Regions from separate parts of the Mus musculus genome. Here region 1 is linked to region 2. Evidence: chromatin loops called from intact Hi-C (ENCODE). Cell type or tissue: left cerebral cortex. All regions are shown on one strand. Region 1 holds the start of Phf20 (PHD finger protein 20). Region 2 overlaps Phf20 (PHD finger protein 20).

What was found. A loop is a pair of places that touch in the nucleus more often than their neighbours do. Peaks named below come from ENCODE experiments on the same cell type or tissue, not always from the same donor. Only the 100,000 strongest peaks of a DNase experiment are listed, where the experiment ranks them.
Region 1: a loop joins it to region 2, with 2.1 times the contacts of the local background. A loop is called at or near these places in 15 of 42 quality-filtered maps.

The regions. Positions count from the first base shown.
Region 1 is chr2:156,193,876-156,198,875 of GRCm38, forward strand. It overlaps Phf20 (PHD finger protein 20), which reads left to right and starts at 2,772. Exons shown (of 18, transcript NM_172674.2): 1 at 2,772-2,922. In left cerebral cortex, CTCF peaks have their summits at 326 (motif pointing left) and 2,892; DNase peaks (open chromatin) are centred at 2,809 and 3,100; H3K4me3 peaks cover 2,101 bases; H3K27ac peaks cover 1,855 bases.
Region 2 is chr2:156,255,123-156,260,122 of GRCm38, forward strand. The region is part of intron 4 of Phf20 (PHD finger protein 20); the gene reads left to right. Among named protein-coding and RNA genes, the nearest start is that of Cnbd2, 55 kb to the right of the region's middle. In left cerebral cortex, no CTCF peak of the experiment used is centred here; a DNase peak (open chromatin) is centred at 2,139; H3K27ac peaks cover 1,843 bases.

The sequences.
Region 1 (5,000 bases), 61 kb before region 2:
AAAGGCCTAGAGGCAAAAGAGAACCACCGAGAACCTCAGAGGAGGGGCTGGTGAGGTGGCTCAGAGGTTAAGAGCACTGGCCACTGGCCAGAGGGTTCTGGGTGCTGGGTTCAATCCAGCTCTCTAGGCACCATGCATGCATGTAGTACACAGAAATCTATATAGGCAAGATATTCATATACACACAAACAAACAAACAAAAAAACTGGAGTATCTTCTTCTTCTTTTTTTTTTTTTTTACAATTTATTTATTCATTTAATGTACATGAATACACTGTTGCTGTCTTTAGACACACCAGAAGAGGTGTTGTGAGCCACCTTGTGGTTGCTGGGAATTGAACTCAGGACCTCTGGACGAGCAGTCTGTGATCTGAACCACTGAGCCATCTCTCCAGCCCTGGAGTATCTTCTTTAACCGGGCATTTAATCCTAGTCCTTTGAATCAGAGGTAGGTGGATCTCTGAGTTCTAGGACAGCCAGAACTACACAGAGAAACCTTGTTCCGAGACACCTAAATAAATAAATAAATAAATAAATAAATAAATAAATAAACAAACAAGTATAGAAAGGCCCTGGCATCCAGAAGATAGAGAGAACAGATTCATACAACTTGTATTCTGACTTCCACATATGAGTCTTCTAGGCATGTATACACACATACACATTAAAATAAACAAATAAATGTAAGAAGAGAGAGGGTCTCTCTCAGTAGCCCAGGCTGGACTGGAACTCACTGTATAGAACAGGCTGGCTTGGATCTCATGTGTCTCCCTCTGCCTCCAGAGTATTCTTTTAAAGACCATGGACAAAAAGAGAAACTGACAGGAAGGCCAAGGGACAGCCTGTGCTCCAGAGACATTGTTTACAAAAGAAAGGGGTCAGGGTGGTGTCCTGTGGATCACACAGTGAGGAATTCCTGATAACAAAACCAACTAGGCCTCCAGCTTCAGATGGCTGAAAACAGTGACTGTGGAGGGTTTGGAATGTTGCAGGTCTCAGAGCTGGTTTCTCCTGGGCTTCTAAAGGCCCATCTGTGTGTCAGATCTAGGATCCCAATAAAAGACAAGCCATGAACTGTATAGTTAACAAAGCCCTATTCTCCACCAATGGAAGGGCTAAGAATGCTACCACATAGCATTTAAGCCCTCCAGCTGAGATTACTCCATTTTACTCTAACTACTTACTTAATGTTTCTACTAATTTCTTGTTGTTTTGTGCTTTTGTGTTTTGTTTTTTTTCTTACTCTCTCTCTCTCTCTCATTTTTTGTTTTTGTTTTTGTTTTTCTTCTTTGAGACAGGATTTCTCTGTGTAGCCCTGGCTGTCCTCCTGGAACTCACTTTGTAGACCAGGCTGGCCTCAAACTCAGAAATCCACCTGCCTCCTGAGTGCTGGGATTAAAGTCTTGTGCCACCACGCCTGGCCTTTTTTTTTTTTTGGTTTTAAGGCATTTATTGTAGAAAGGCAGAGAGAGGAAGAGAGTAGGGAAGGCTGAGAGTAAGAGCAAGAGAATAAGAGGTAAGAGAGTGTTCTCTTTGAGAGAGGCTTTCTCTTCATAACCCTAGCTGTCCTAGAATTTTCTATGTATGGGATTAAAGGAGCCACCACACCTGGGCTCTACTAATAAAATTTTTATTTTATCTTATTTTTATTTTTTATTTTTGGTTTCTTTGTATACTCCTGGCTGTCCTGGAACTCACTCTGTAGACCAGGCTGGCCTCCCAAGTACTGGGATTAAAGGTGTACGCTGCCACCACCGCCCGGCTTTTTTTTTTGGGGGGGGGGGGCAAATGTTTTGCTTGGAGAGCTATGCTTTTGTGTGAAGAATGACTTTTTTTTTTTTTTGAGACAGGGTTTCTCTGTATAGCTCTGGCTGTGGTGGAACTCACTCTGTAGAACAGGCTGGCACTACACGAAAACAGTGAACAATGACTTTAATCTCAGTATGTCAGGGGCAGAAATGTGGATCACTGTGAGTTCAAGACAAACCTGTCTATACACTGATTTCCAGTCTAGCCAAGGCTACACATATTGAAACTGTTTCAGAAACAAACAAACAAACAAACAAAAACAGCATCAAGTGTGGTTAGATGAGCAAAGGCTTAGATTGACAAGTAGTGTAGGGACATGATGCGATTAGACATAATTTAAGAAGTGCAAGTTTGGTTGCTCCCAGTGTCAAATCAAAGCATGATCGCCTCAGTAAATAGCAATTTTACCACTTCTCGTTAGCACTTGCTAAGTCCCACTGGAGAAACCTCTTTTTTGTTGTGGCGGCATCTTGGACCTTGCTCCCTAGAGACAAAATTCGGCTTTTTCTTTTCAGTTCCCGTTGGAATCCTTTTCTAAGGATGAGAGAGAGCAAAGGCAGAGGTGAGAAGGTTCAGATGAGGACTTGATAGGGGCAGAGCACAGAGGGCGGACTGGTGACAATCGATCTTGAAGATTTAGCTCTTCTTCTGGAGAAGGAACAAGTCGTTCTGATAAGCTCTTGCGTGTGAAGAGCGGATTGGAAGAGGGAAAGTAGTGAGCTGTAAAGACTACGATCTCCGTGGAGCGTGGTGACAGACGGGGTAGAGGGAGGTGGGCGACTTTCCACCATTTAGAAGGAGAACTAAGAGGGTACATAGGCAGCACCCAGGCCAATGCTTCTGGTGACCTCAGCCGTCACGGGTGAGTGCGGACTCGGCGTTCCCGCTTCAGGGAGGTGGGCGTGGCTTGCTCGCGCTGTCGTCCTGGCGACCGGGAGGGGCGGGGCCCGGGGCGGGGCTGTAGGGAGGCTGCGTCACTCGGCGGTGGAGATGGTGCGTGTGTGTGGGGGGCGGGGGATACGCTGGGCGCGTCCCCGGGGTCACGTGGTGCGCAGCGCGCACAGTCCTTCTGTCGGTTGGTCTGGAGCGGCGCAGCAGGAGCGGGGCCGTGAGGTGAGCTCGTGGCGAGGCGCGGCGACGCGAAGCCAGCTGGTTGGGGCCGTGTTGGGGGCAGGCCCCGTGCCGCGCGCGCGCTGTGCGGGCGGGACCGGGGACGGACGCCCCGGCCACTGCGGGACCCTGGCTCACTCCTGTTCCCCGACTGGCCCCCGGATCACCCAGCCCCGGAGGGAGGCCCGGGGACCGCTGCTGAGAGCGTGGCGGGCGTGCGAGCGTCGCCCAATCACTGCGGCTACCCGCGGGAATGACGGCCGCTCAGGCCAATCAGCGGGGCCCGAGGGGGCTGGGCCGCGAGGTGCGGGCCCGGGGCGCGGAACGGGGCAGTGGGGGTGGGGATGGGTGCTGAGGCTGCACCCCCTGCTTAGTCCGCGAGATAGGGGGAGGCCTAAGCTGCTGCCTCTGCCGCGGGGACGGGTTTTCGTGAAGTGCCTTTCTTATCCTGATCTGGGAAGCACACCCTTTCCTCACGACCCTGTATATGGGAGTGTCCCCTTTCTCTGTAGTTTGGAAAATCTGGGCGTCCCTCCACTCTTAAAATCTCTAATCTTGGGATTTTTCTCTCGATTTCTAACCGTCCCTGAAAACGGATTGAAATCATACTCTCTTTTCTTTGCTCCCCCATACTGAGGGAACACTCCTATATTCAAACCTAATTAACAGTTTTCCCTTTTCAATTTGGGGTCCAGTCCGTTAGTAGGTTCCTCAGAAATCAGGTCACTAACCAAAGTTATCTAATACTTTATTATTATTATTATATCCCACAACTCCAGGGAGGACGACCTCTGTCCAGGCCTCAGCTCTGGTATGTTTTCAGAAGTTAGTGAATGTGGGGGTCAGTTCTTTTTTTCTTAGTCCTTTAGTGTGGAATGCGCACCCCTTTCAGGCTCTTCTCCAAATCCTGATGCTTCTGGCACATAGTTTGCAGTTTCATCTGTAAGGGGCTTCACTAACGTGTCCTTAAGTATGTCTTGGGGCTGCACTCTTTGATGAGTTCTCCAAGCTACCTTGTTTCTCCGGGGGGGGGGGGGAGGGGATTTGTTTTCCTATCTGAGAGTATCTTTGCTTTCAGTGTCCCTTTAAGGTTTGAGATGCGCCTCTTTTAGCAGGAAACAGACCACCTTTGGGGCGCAGCAAGTACTTCTGGCACACTTTTCTCCTGAATCCTTTCATTCCTAAATGTGGTGCACCCCCCACCCACCCATTTTTCCCACAGCTTCCTTTTTTTTTTTCCTAGTTGAAAGCCATATTTATTTGGCCTGTGCAAATTCCAGGAAGTTATCCCTCTGCTTCCAATTTGTGGGACTTAGAGATCGAACTCAGATGGTCATTCTTGGCTTTAAGTGCTGAGGCATCTAGCTAGACAGTCCGTGTCGTGTCCCCCCCCCCCCCCCCCGCCCCCCCAAGGGTTTCTCTGTGTAGCCCTGGCTGTCCTGGAACTCACTCTGTAGACCAGGCTGACTTGGAACTCAGAAATCCGCCTGCCTCTGCCTCCCAAGTGCTGGGATTAAAGGCATGCGCCACCACGCCAGGCTGTCTCTTTCTCTCTTTCTTTTTTCTTTTTCTTTCTCCCTCTTTGTTTGTTTTTCTTTGTAGCTTTTCTGCCATCAAGATAGTTTCAGTCTTAAGTTCCCTTCCCTCTTTGGAACCTCATTCCCTAATGTGCTCTCCCGGGCTCTTGGGCCTTCCTTCCTGTGTTGAGTGCATAGCTGCAAAACACTTCGTCTGTGGCCTCTTCTTTTTTATTCCTCAGGGCAGTTCTTATAGTTACCCCACCCTGAGCTGTTCTTCCCTGATAGGATGCCCTTTCATGCACATGGCTTTTATTTGTCGGTTGTGAGGTTGTCTCCCTGGGTAGCTCAGGTTATCCTGGAACTTCCTAGGTGGCTCAGGTTGGCTTTGAAACCCCCTGCCTCTGCCTTACAAGTGCCAGGGCACAGGCAAGAACTTCCATGTCTGGTTCACATGACTTTTTATAGGTAGTTTATTTTTTTGCAAACAGGAATTCTCTTTTGGTTCATGGCCTGTCCAGACATTTTTCTAGTTTCTGGTTCCTCGTGGACAGTGTTCTGGTT
Region 2 (5,000 bases):
CAACCCTGGCCGTTTTGTTGTTATTGTTGTGGGGTTTTGGTCTTTTTGACTTTTTTTTTTTTTTTGAGACAGAATCTCACTATGAACCCTTGGCTGTTATAGAACTCAGTGGGATCCTGTTTGTTTCTGCCTCCTGTGCTGGGGTTAAAGTCCTGCATACCAAGGCCTGGCACACAGTGGTTTTCCATCCCATGAAGTTGTTCAGCGGTTTATTCAGTACTCTGTCAAGTGTTGGGATGATTACATTTTGTCTGGGAATCGTTAACATTGTCTAGAGAAACCTCCAAAGTGATGTTCCGTCTTGTGAGCTAACTAAACAATTACTGATTTCCAGTTCACGTGAAGTGCATTTGGATAGTCCCATCTTTCACTAAATTATGTCTTATATATAATATATATATGTTATATACTCCAAAATTACATCTCTAATTAGTGTTTCTCACATATATCTTATGAAGAGCTTGTTTTGGGGACACTGCAAGTCCTCTTTGAACTAGAAATAGTTGGCTCAAGGGAGGTCTGCTTCTCCAGAGTCTCATTCTCAAGGTGGTCTTTCTTCCTTTACTGGCTTTTGTAGCCAAGTGTTCATTCGGTTCATAAAGGGCCTATAGCTACAGGGCGATCAAGTCATGTTCTTTCTTCCAATAAGATTTACTGGAGGTATTCTTTTGGGGAGCACCAGCCTTTCTGCTAGGATGAAATTTTGGGGGAGTTCTATGAGTCACTTTTGAAGTAACAGTAGTTTGCAGAGGCCATCTTTTGTTCTAGTGCTGGCCAAGTTCACAGGAGGTAGGACTGGAATAGAGTGACTGGGACCAGATACACAAAGGCAAGCAGGGGCAGATGGAGGAAGAGGATTCCAGGAGCTTTGTGGGGAGCAAGTGATCTCTTAGAAAAGTAGAGGGTGGCTTCATAGAGGTCACAGAAGTCTTAGAAACTGACATTTTACATGTAGTGTTTACAGAGCTCTGAGCTTGGCATCATGACAGCAACCAGAAGACCTAGTAAGGCAGAAAGAAGCCAGTGTACAGTGTACATTGGGGATGGAGGACACAGTGCAAGAGCAGGACGGACCAGACAAATCCTAATAAGGGGAAGGGGTGGGTGTGGGGTGGATGTGAAATACGTTTGAAGTCATTAAGGAATGAACACCATTGCGTATATTATTGGCTGTAGTTAATTAGCAGTTTTAAACAGCTTTTAAGTTGGGGCAACTGCAGTTGGACATGGTGGCACATGCCTTGGGAGGCTAAACTAGAACTAGGTAATCCCAAGTTTGCAATCAGCTCTGGGCTACATACTGAGTTAGAGGCCACTGGGCTACACAGTGAGACTGTCTCAGGAAAAAACCAAATACAATGAATCAAACAATAATAAAAAACTGGAGTAGCTTTGCAAATTAAAAGGCCAAGTCCTTTCAGTGGTTTTCTCATGAGCTAGGTTCTAGGAAGGAGAGTCTTGAGGCCATGGGCTCATGAGGTGGTCATTGGCCACCTGGTGATGGGTTCTATAGTTCTGACTTAATTCCAGCTGCTTCATTTACTTTGTTGAAGGACATGGGGACTGAGTGAGGTTTCTGCTGAGGCCTGTCTATATTGTGCTAAACGCCTTGGTGGTTCTTGAGACTGATCGATTGGAAGGAGGGTGAGAGGATATAGAGTGAGCTAAATCCTAAAGTGGGAGGCTGTTGAAGCATTCTGGGAAAGTTATGGAAGTGAAGCCAGTGATTTCTTTTCTCTGAGCAGTGTCACCCTGTCCACTAGTTCTTAGGTGCTGTCTTTGTGGGCTTGGTTGCTAACTATAGTGCTCGACTGGTTTTGTTCTGAGACAAATTTGCCTCTGGAACCTGTAGTTCTGCCTCAGCCTCATCTGGATTCCAGGCATATGCCATCTTGCCCCACCCCTCTTTCTCTCCCTTTGCTCCTTGTTCACTTTGTTTTCAGTTCTGGGTGTTAAATAAATTCAAGGCTTCATTTGTGTGAGGACAGCATCCTACCTCAAAGCTAGATTCCAAGCTCTTGACTTTCTTTTCCTTCCTATCCTGGATTTCTCTCCCTACCTCAGTTGGTTTTCTCAGTAGTCACGAGGGACCTGTGAGGGGGAGGGGGAGCTCTGCTGGCAGGAAGCCTTTCATTTCCTCTGAGCTAGGCCATCTAGTCCAAGCTGCTAGGAGACAGCGGAACCCAGGGAAAACCAGCTTGTGTATTCATCTTCTGCTCAATTTTCTTACTGCTCTTAACTTCCTTGGGGGTTTTCCTGAGGCTGAGCAGGCTGTGGGGAGTGTGGACAGAGTGGGGGAACAGCAGCTACTGTCATGGTGGGTTTGGCATGATTAGTCAGCCCTAAATAACTCAAGAGTTTCTTAGGGAAATCAGTTAATTGGTGGAAAAGAGACAGAGCAGTACTTGCCATTGATAATGAATCTTTGGGGGTGGTTTGTTTGAGGTAGAGTCCTGTAGCCAGGCAGATTTTGAACTGTGTGGTTGAGGGTGCCCTTGGCTGGTTAGTGATCCTACTGCCTCTACCTCCAGAGTGCTGAGACTATAAAATCCTTACACCCACATGGTTTTTGTTTTGTTTTTGAATTAGGATCTCACTTCAAACTCCTGGCTAGCCTGATCTCACTATGCAGTCAAGGCTGGCCTTGAGCTCATAGCAATCCTCTCCCACCAAGTGCTAAGATTACAAATTTGGGCCATCATGCCCAGCTTTTATTGTTTTTTAGTGTGAAGCAGCCATAATTGGAAGCTATGTTATACCCCCAGCTCTAGCTTTTATAGGAATGATAGGATTCTGGGTTCGGTGCGTGTGTGTGTGTGTGTGTGTGTGTGTGGTCATCTTTGGTGAGTTGACCTTGGCCTTATTTGTCAGGGGCTGTTTGACTCCTCTTTGCAACTTTTTTTTTTTCCTTGAGAGAGTCTGGCTGAGGCTGACCTTGAGTTTTTGGACTTACCTGCTCCTTCTGCCTCAGACCTCCTAGGAGTTGGCTTACCAGCATGGACTGTCATGCCCAGAGCCTCATGACCTTCACTCCGTGGAGCACTACTGTTCACAAGGCTTTCTCCTTGAAGAAACTGCAAGTGGCTAGCATTAGCAACAAGATAGGTTCCTTCCTGTTGCTCTTACATTGCCCAAACTGGTCTGAGACAACTCTATAGACCAGGCTGGCTTTGAATTTGCAACAGTTCTTGTGTTGGTGCTTCCTCCATGATGGGGTTAAGGGTGAGTGCACTCGGCAAGTCTCCCCCCTAATTAGATGGGAGTTTCTAGGTCGTGTGCTCCCCTTTCCTCCAGTTCAGTCTATTTTGGGCCTGTGCCGGGAGCTTGTGTTTACCACAGGAAATGCTGTGGAAATGGTCTTCCCAGGTCTCTGCAGAAGCGGATCTTTTTTATATCTTCTTTCTGCTGTAACTGAGCTACATGTGGAGTATGGGGAGGTTAGTACCTTGTGAGCAGATTTGCACGAAGGGAAATGAAAGGAAGATAGGCGCACGCGTGCAGGATCTGACTTCTTTCAGGGTGACTCACTTGCTGAGTGGTAATTATTAGAGCCACTTACTGATCTGCTTTTCTATGACAGACTCTATGCTAACTAAGTGGTTTCCATACTCTGTTGCTCTTAAGACTGGGTCTTACTGTGTAGCCTGGGCTGAGCTGCTCATGCTTTCCTGGCCTCTTCCTCCCCAGTGCTGGTTTGTGCCACTAGACCTGGCTGAATTTGCACATCTCATCTCACTGTCACCTGAAGGGAGAAAGGTTCTTGGCATCAAACTCATCCTTGTTTTATAGGTGAGAAAGTAAGCTCACAGGAAAGTGTGAACACGAATAAAGACAACGAGCACAGAGCTAAGGGTTGAGGTCTGCAGGGCTCTAGAGTTCTGGGATGGCATCTCCTGTAGTTCACATATGCCTATCCAGAGCATCCCAACGGGGTCTTCCTGAAAGGTAACAAGTTGTCCAGTATGCCTGGGTATTCACTGATCTCTTGCCAGGGGAGATGGCAAGTGTACTTTTTTTTTTTTTTTTTTTTGTTTTGTTTGTTTGTTTGTTTGTTTTTCGAGACAGGGTTTCTCTGTATAGCCCTGGCTGTCCTGGAACTCACTTTGTAGACCAGGCTGGCCTCGAACTCAGAAATCCGCCTGCCTCTGCCTCTGCCTCCCGAAGCGCTGGGATTAAAGGCGTGCGCCACCACGCCGGCGTTTGTTTTGAATCTTGTTATGTAACTAGCTAGCTCTGGTTAGCTTGAGTTCTAGGTATACCGGCCATAGAGAAGACAAGCTTGTAGAGTGCCTGTAGTTGGGCTCTCATGCTCCTCCCTTCTGCATTCTGACTGCTCCCAAGGTTATCCGATGTGCTGAGTTCTTAGCCTCAGAGGGCAAGGCTTCCTTTGTTTGACTTGGCACTGAAGCGGGCAGGGGGCTAAACTAACTAAGGTAGGTAGACTTTCTGTCAGGCTAGACTAAGCTTTTCCCTTTTGTCATTAGGGGTGGACCTCAGCCTTGTGCTGTACCACAGAGCTACAGCCTCAGCCAAGAAGTATTTCTGTCACATATTTACATGTTACTTGTTAGATAGGATTTATGGCCAGCAGATCACTCTATTATCAACCACCTATGGACGAATTCCATTAAAAAGTGTTCTTGAAAAAATGTGTGTGTGTGTGTGTGTGCGTGTGTGTGTGTGCGCATTTGCCTGCAGAGGCTAGAAAAGGGTGTCATATTCTCTGGAACTGGAGTTCCAGGCAGTTGTGAGCCACCTGATGGGGGATGCTAGGAATCTAACTCAGACCTTCCAAAAGAGCACTGCTTGATCTTAACCATTATCCAGCCACAGAGGCAATGTTCTTACACATGCAATCTTGAAAGTAGCATTGGGCCTTCCTGCAGACGTGGGCTAGGCTCTTGGTAGGCTTCTTCCCTCAGATGTATCCCTTAGGCTGTGTTTAGTTTGAGAGCGGGGACAGGAGAGCTTATAGTCCTTTGGATGTTGAGAGGGTCAGG